2 separate regions of the Homo sapiens genome follow, and region 1 is linked to region 2. A link is an interaction called in ENCODE POLR2A ChIA-PET data of the cell type or tissue named here. Cell type or tissue: PC-9. All regions are shown on one strand.

Region 1 (4,000 bases), 80 kb before region 2:
TCTTTACATTTTTAATCTCTTTTTTGTTTTTCCCTGAAAGTATGCTTTGGTGCTTAAAGAGAGAAGTCACAAAAGTATACTACTGAGTTTCCTGGAGATGAAATCCTGTTGTCCCTAGCTATGTGAATGAGCACAGGGATCCCTGATGCCATTATTTTGTATATTCATACGGCACACACTTACTGAGGGCCTTCTGTGTGCCCTAGGGGATTGAGCACAGTGACATATCAGGGCAGGTAGAAACAGATGGAGAGCTGATGCGGGCTGTCTTAGAGCAGCTGCCCCAGGAGGCCCCTGTGGATGGATGTTGGGCAGGAGCCCTGAGACGTTAGGGGCATATAACTAAAGGACATAGCAGGAGTTATAGGAGGAGCTGATCCCTGAGGGAAACAATGAAGACGGAGAAGATGGGGCTAAAGTTTGAATTGTGGGGACATTAATCACAGTGATTCTTAAAACTTTGCTGTTGATGATTTTAAATGGAGAAAATGAGTACGTAAGATGTTATTTCCCAGTTCAGTATATTGGTTGCCCACAAAGTATTTTCCTACCATGAATGGTCATATATACTTGTTGTAGAATACCAGGGACAGCAGAGATGGTGGGGTAGTTACTTCCTTTTCTTACAGCCCAAGAACTTTGGTGTCCAGGAGATTGACCAATTTAGCCACTGAGCATTTAATACAACACAGGGCTACCCAGATCCCACTGTCCTGATTTGCCCTGAAAGCCAAAGGAGTTAGGAGAAGGTGAGTGGGGAGAATATATTAATCCTGAGAGTTGAACAGAGCAAAAATCCCTATTACTTTTGTACTTAAAACATCTCTGCCACATGTGCTCACTCTTTATATTCTGTTTAGGTGGTTTATATGTGCACATCCCATCCTATGCCTGCAGTTAGCCAACTCAGGGTTTATATTGCCTCCTTTCTTTTTTTCTTTTTTTTTTTTTTTTTAAGAGATGGGGTCTCATTCTATCATGCAGACTGGAGTGCAGTGGTGTGATCACAGCTCATTGTAACCTCCAACGCCTGGACTAAAGTGATCCTCCTACCTTGGCCTCTCTGGTAGCTGGGACTACAGGTGCATGCCACCACACCCACCTAATTTTTTTTATTTTTATTTTTTGTAGAGACAGTCTCACTATCTTGCTCAGGCTAGTCCTGAACTCCTGGGCTCAAGTTATCTTGCTGCCTCAGCCTCCCATGGGTAATTTTTATTTCCTTTTTTTTTTTTTTTGGAGATGGAGTTTCGCTCTTGTCGCCCAGGCTGGAGTGCAATGGCACGATCTTGGCTCACTGCAGTCTCCACCTCCTGGGTTCAAGTGATTCTCCATCCTCAGCCTCCTGAGTAGCTGAGATTACAGGCAACTGCCACCATGCGCGGCTAATTTATGTATTTTTTTTTAGTAAGAGATGGGGTTTCACCATGTTGGCCAGACTAGTCTTAAACTCCTGACCTCAAGCGACCTGCCTGCCTTGGCCTCCCAAAGTGCTGGGATTACAGGCATGAGCCGCTATGCCTCGTCGCTGATTTTTATTTCTTATTTTTTTTTTAGAGATGGGGGTCTCACTATGTTGCTCAGGCTGATCTCAAACTCCTGGCCTCAAGTGATCCTCCCACCTTAGCCTCCCAAGTTGCTGGGATTATAAGTGTGAGCCACTATCCCTACCTCACTATTACCTTCTTTGCTTCTCTTGTTTTCTTTTGTTCTAAGTCAAACCCATCACAATCTTTTCTTGTCCTTCCAGGTGTTTTCCAGTGCTGTGCCCTGGATGTGCTCTCTTTCTCTTAGAGCCCAGAGAACTTGCTTTTCCCCCTTATATATGACCCTTAACTTTTTCTAACACATTATTAAGGGCCTGTGTCTATCAGCTGGGGGCACTTCTTGAAGGGAGGGCCTTTGTGTGGTCTGTTTCTAGTGACTTCCAGCTTTAACCCAGAGCCTCATGATTGCTGGGTGCCCATAGCCTTTTTGCTGAATGGAGGCACTCAGTCTCCTTGGGAAGAGAGAATCCATGATAGACCCACTTGGGAGCTCCCCACTTCAGGGGCCTACACACTGGTAATGCAACAGAATGCCCAAGAGTGACCTCATAAAGCAAGGATTCCCTTCGTGGCCCCTTCTCTGCTGCCTCTCAGAATCCAGACGCTAAGGAAAATCCCTAAGCAGAGATTTTCTGTTGGATGCTAAAAGCAAGGAATAAAAGTTGAAAATTTGGAAAATGTCTCAACACCGTCACCAGCGCCACTCGAGAGTCATTTCTAGTTCACCAGTTGACACTACATCGGTGGGATTTTGCCCAACATTCAAGAAATTTAAGTAAATATTATCTATCTCCATTGCCTGTTAAGAAATGTGCTAGTAGAAGTGTGAGGGCAGGGTGTCAGTGTTCTCTCAGCCTCTTCCCTCAGATACTCGTCTGCTTACCAAAATAAGTTGCATGTCCTTGACAATCTGGTTTCTATGATTGGTGAGGCTGGCATGCTATTACCTTTATGTGCCCTGTAGACTTGAATGACCAGTTTGACCAGTTTGACTGTTAGATAATCTGAAGGCTTTTCTCTTTTTTTATAATAGACCCCATCTCAAATCAGATAATGAAAATTACATATCTTGATATATTAGAAAAGTATATACATTCTGGCTGGGCACGGTGGCTCACACCTGTAATCCCTGCACTTTGAGAGGCTGGGGCGGATCACTTGAGGTCAGGAGTTTGAGACCAGCCTGGCCAACGTGGCGAAACCCCATCTCTACTAAAAATACACAGATTAGCCCGGAGTGATGGTGTGCACCTGTTGTCCCAGCTACTCAGGATGCTGAGGCAGGAGAATCCCTTTAACCTGGGGGGCGAAGGTTGCAGTGAGCCAAGATTGCACCACTGCACTCCAGCCTGGGTGACAGAACGAGACTCTGTCTCAGAAAAAAAAAAAAAGAAAAGGAAAAAGAAAAATATATATTCTATATTTTTTTAACTTATGAGAATGTGTTCATTTCATTTGTAACATATAATGGGAAACAGTAATACGTACTCTGAGAAAAATTGCAAAGCACAGATAAATGGAAATAAACAGGAAAAAGAATCACCTATAACCTCACCATCCATAGACAGACACTGTTAAAATTTTGGCATATTTCCTGCTGATTTTTTCTACTGCTGATTTTTGCACAGGTGAGATAATTTTGAACAGAGAATTTTGTATCTTTGGTTTTTGTGTTTTGCTGCACACAAAAACAAAAGATATAAAAATGGATCATAAACATTTTTCTAAATCCTGAAAAATGCATAGACATATTTTAGTGCCTGTATTTCACAAGATGGACATACCATAATTTACTTACACAGTCCTTTTTGTTAGATGTTTAAGTTGTTTTCAAGCTTCTCAGTGCTGGAAAAAATACTGAGATAGACATGTTTAGTTGAAGTTATTTCATTTCAGGTTATATTATCTTGGGTCAGAGAATGAATGGTTCTCAGGCTTTTCAAAAGAGCTGGTCAGTTTTTATGCCTCTGGCAGTTTTTGAGAGTGCTCAATCATACTACACTGTTGCCAGCATTAGATCTTATCACATTTAAGTCATTGCTAATTTTATAAACAAAAACAATGGTTTTACTTTGCATCTCCCTGATTGGTATTGCTGTAGAACATATTTGGAGAAGTTTGTTTGTCTTTGGTGTTTATTTCATGAATAGATTGTGTGCCCATTTTCTCTTGGGGTATTCAGTTTTTTATTACTGATGTGAGCATGTGTATGGGTGATTATTTGATGATTATCAGTTTTGCTTAGTAGACTGGCAATATTTAGTCTTGCTGTCACTGTGTTCCCAGTGCCTACTAGATTGCTTGATATGTAGTTGCCACTCAATAAAGATTTGTTGAGTCAATGAAGATGACACTTTGTTTTGCTGGAGAAGGAGTGGTGACCATTCTTTTTCAGAGGTCCAGGGAGAGGGAGCTAAGTAACTGAGTGAGGACAGAGTATCCATGATCATCAT
Region 2 (4,000 bases):
CTGGTGGTCATGGCAGACTTCCTGGAGGAAGTGACCTACTGGCTGAGCACTGAAGGTAGCAGGGGTTTACCCTGAAGCTGGGATGGGGGCAGGGCCATGACAAAGCTAGTGAAGGGCAGGTGCATCTGGATGTTCTTATCCACCTGGGGCTAGGTGCACAACACCCTGTGTGCCCTCCTGCCCCTGCTGCCATGAGGAGCCTAAAGAGGCACCAAGAAGGGTTTCCATGGCTCCAAGGTGCTGGATTCCTTGCTGATTGTCCTCTCTGGGCTTTATTTTCTCACCTAAAAAACAAGAAGTGAGGTTAGTTAAGGCAACAGGGCACATTTTTCAGATGAAACTTTACTAAGACTCCTAAATAGAGGAATGAAATGATGCCCTGGTTGCTGTCTGTTGTCCCCTCTAGCCCCTTCTGATGCAATAGACAACCCCGAGGAGCTCCAGAGCTCCCTGGGCCACAGTTTGCAAACTGTAGGAGCCCCTTTAGAGGCTTTCCAGCCCAGCCTCCAAGGGTCCTGGACCCTGGGGATAGCCAAGGCAGCCTCCCTCTTTATCCCTCAGGGACCTGTTTCTTGTTCCTTTTAAATATCCTGTTAGCCATTTGTGATTGAAGTCAGCAAGCATCTATTGAATACCTACTGGATGCATGCAGAGGGGCTAACACTTTCTGAGCACCAGCTGTGTGCTAGGTCTGAAGTGGGCTCATTTTATCAGGCTATTTCCCCATCACAACTGGCTGTCAGCTCATTTTACACATGAGGAACTCAAATTGGTTGAGGCTCAGTGACATGGCTAAAGCCCCAAATAATAGTAATAATAACACCAGCTCGCATGGATTAGGCCCCCAGGTGTGTGTCAGGTCTTCGCAAACATCTTCCTGTACATTAGCTCCTTTTGTTCTCAAAGCGAATCTGTAGAGCAGGGACTGTTTCCATCTTCAAGGATCAAAGAAGTCAAGTTGCAGGGAGGTGAAAGCGCTGCCTGGTGTCTGGGTTGTGTCTGGGGCTGCTCCCTCTCTCCTGCCCTTTGCCAGAGAGTCTGAGGCAGCTGCAGCCATGGCCTCCAGGATAATGGGCTCCCCTCTGTGTTCCTACTGTGTATGCAGGGAAACTGAGGCCCAGAGACTCACTCTCCCTAGAATATGTCTGCTCTCTGGGGCTCCATCTGGCACCGACCTCCGTCTTTCTTCATCCTGGCACTGACTATGAAATGAGAACCTGGCATCTCCCCAGAGACCTTGCCTTACTGGGGACTGTCTGTCTGTCTAGCAGCATTAATCAGGGCACATTGACCTCAACTGGTTGGGCAGAACCATCCTGGTGAGTCCAGGACACAGGGTGGGGTCAGCCCCTCCCATGGAGGCTGGAGCTGGGGGTGCACCTGTCTCCCCCTCCCTTGCCTCCTGTTGGATTCTAGCTCACCCTCAGCCCTCCATCTCAAGCCTTGAGTCTTCAAAGGCCCCCCCACCCCCCCTCCAAAACTCCTCAAATGCCTGCACTTAGGTGTGACTGTCTGAGTGACACCGTCTGGATGCTATTCTTGCCCCAGGGGGAATGCATGGTATTGAGGAACAATGGTGGCATTTCAGGCAGGGTGAAGGGACGCTGAACTTTTGGTGGATAGAGAGACTCCTACTTTGGTATACCTGCAGTGGAGCCTTGGGGCCACAGAGGATGGGGGCTCCCCCTGGGCCTTGGAGGGGAAACTTGTCTGTGCACAGAGCCCAGATCTTTGCCGCGTAGACAAACACAAAGTGAGGGGACGAGTCTTGACAAATGTTTGCCAAGTCCCCGGCTGGCTTGGGAGTCAGGAGTGAGCTTGTTTGGCAGAACAAAGGGGAAAGCAGCCTCCAAGGGGCCATAAATAGCAAGGAAAAGGGAGTGGCCTGGGCCTGAAGGCTCCATGAGACCTTGTCTCCAGGCTTGTGTCCTCTGCCAAAGCTGCCATCATCCTCTCCCACATGCTTTGGGCCAGCTGGCCAGAGCTTGGACCATGTTGGTGGCAACCTTCTTGCCCCACAAGCTCCATCTCCCTGGGAGTCCCTGGGTGCTGGGTCACCTGAGGTGCCTGGCAGGCTAGGAGGTTGGTGTGACCTGCACATCCCAAGGTCCCTCTTCCTGTAGGAACCAGGAAGTTTGGCTAAAGCCAACAGTGGTAAAGTTTCCTAAGAGGCAGAGCTGGTCTAGCCCTGGGACCTGGGAGCTTGTGACACCTGGATATACTCAGGCTGGGAGGGGCCCAATACTCCCATCCCCAGAACTGGGGGGCTCAAAGGAACCTTGTTCTTTCTGCCCATATTCCAGACAAATATGGCCACCTACTTTTTTAAAGCAAGAGGGCAGGACAGGAGGCGGAGGGTGGCAAGACCAGACACTTTGCCTATTTGGGCCTCAGTTTGTTCACTGTAATATGGGATCCTCACCCTTGGCCAGCCAGCTCTGATCCCCCACCTTCTCACCGCCTGTAACTGTGAGCATCAGGTGAGGTACTGCATCAGAGAAGGCTTCCTGGAGGAGGTACATTTGCACTGGGGCTCGAGACCCTGGCAAGACTTCCTTCAGAGCAGGTGGGAGGGTGTTTAGGAGAATGCACAGATAGGCAAGCATGTGGAGCTGGGGAAGGTGGGCAGTGTTTGGGGACCTGCAAGTTCAGTTGAGTTCAGGGTGGCAGAGCCCAGAGTGATCATGGGGGTGTGATGAGGTGCCTTTCCCACTCCCTGGGGACCATCTCAGGCAAGGATGTCTAAGCTGGGAAATGGCCTGAGCAGGGCTCTGCTGTAGGAAGGTAGGGAGGGAGCAAGAGGCGGCTGAGCTGGTCTGGATGAGAGGCCAGTGGAGGACTATAAAGGGCCCCTGCCTTTTTCCTTTGAGCTGGGAAGGAGGTCTCCTGGCAGGGGGTGGGAAGGCCAAATTCCTGAGTTCACTCTGATGATCTGGCCTACTTAGCAAGGCTGGGCCTCCTTTTTTTCTGAGTGGAGGCGGCCCAGACCCCCAGGCTCTGGCCCCTGGACCCCCAGCTGGGATGTGGCCTGAGCTCTCCATGCCTCAGTCTGTGTCTCCATGCTTCCCTCTGGCTCTCCATGCCCTGTGTCCAGTATTCTTCAAGGCGCCCCCTCCATGGGCCCTCAGGAAGAGGAGGGCTGACCAGGAGACTTGGTAGAGAAAGTCCGAGTGCTTTCCCCATCCTGGGCTCTGTCACAGGCCCACCCAGAATTACTGTGGAACTATCACCAGATGTCCAGGCTTCCCTGGCTGTGTACCTTGCTTTAGAGGTGAGCTTGGGGCCTCAGTGCCTAAGACAGGAAGGACTCACCCCCAGGTCAGGTACTTTCTTTCATTCCAGCAGCCTTGTGGGGTTCCCACCTGGCCAAGGGTCCATCTGGGCCTCTAGCATGGCAATGGGGAAACCCTCTTTAGCCACCCACACCCTAGCCTACAAGCAGGGGAAGAGGGGCTGCCAGTGTGTGTGGGAACTGCTTTATGGGAAGGCTGGTGACTGGCCCTCCCTCCTGGAGGACAGAGGAATGCAGGCTGGGGCCTTTGTGGAGCTTGTTGCTGGGTTCTGGGTCCATACGTCTGAGTTCCCTGCTTCCTGCTCACACTTCTGTTTTGCCTTCCACTCTCTGGTGGGCCTGGGATGGGTGGAGAGTGGAAAGAGAGAAGAAAAGGTCCCCACTTCCCCAGCCACCTTCATTTAGGTATGGACCTTTTCACCAGTGTGTGTCTGAGGCTAGATCTCTTGAGTTCATTCTCTGTTCTCCATTTTGATTTGATATTTTTTTTGCTTTATGCTATGTACTTAAGAAAAGGTCATCTCAAAGCCTTTTGGGAGGAAGTGGGTCTAAATATGTAAACATAATTAAATCATAAACACAAACCACTTAAAAAAAGACATTTTGGAGAAATGTGAATAGTTTAAAAATGGGGCAGATGCTCGGCTTCCTGACAGGTACCTGAGTTTTTATAGCAGTTTTATTTGTGATGGCCCAAAGCTGGAAACA

The links. ChIA-PET counts read pairs that join two places held together with the same protein. Peaks named below come from ENCODE experiments on the same cell type or tissue, not always from the same donor. Only the 100,000 strongest peaks of a DNase experiment are listed, where the experiment ranks them.
Region 1: POLR2A ChIA-PET joins it to region 2 with 5 read pairs; 3 of 35 experiments call an interaction of 5 or more read pairs at or near these places.

Annotation. Positions count from the first base shown.
Region 1 is chr5:134,965,768-134,969,767 of GRCh38, forward strand. It overlaps CATSPER3 (cation channel sperm associated 3), which reads left to right and starts at 2,140. Exons shown (of 8, transcript NM_178019.3): 1 at 2,140-2,322. The coding sequence starts at 2,225. In PC-9, no CTCF peak of the experiment used is centred here; DNase peaks (open chromatin) are centred at 2,474 and 3,604; H3K27ac peaks cover 1,824 bases.
Region 2 is chr5:135,045,609-135,049,608 of GRCh38, forward strand. The region is part of intron 1 of PITX1-AS1 (PITX1 antisense RNA 1); the gene reads left to right. Among named protein-coding and RNA genes, the nearest start is that of EPIST, 7.6 kb to the left of the region's middle. RefSeq lists an enhancer at 3,091-3,691. In PC-9, no CTCF peak of the experiment used is centred here; DNase peaks (open chromatin) are centred at 1,553 and 1,873; H3K27ac peaks cover 1,070 bases.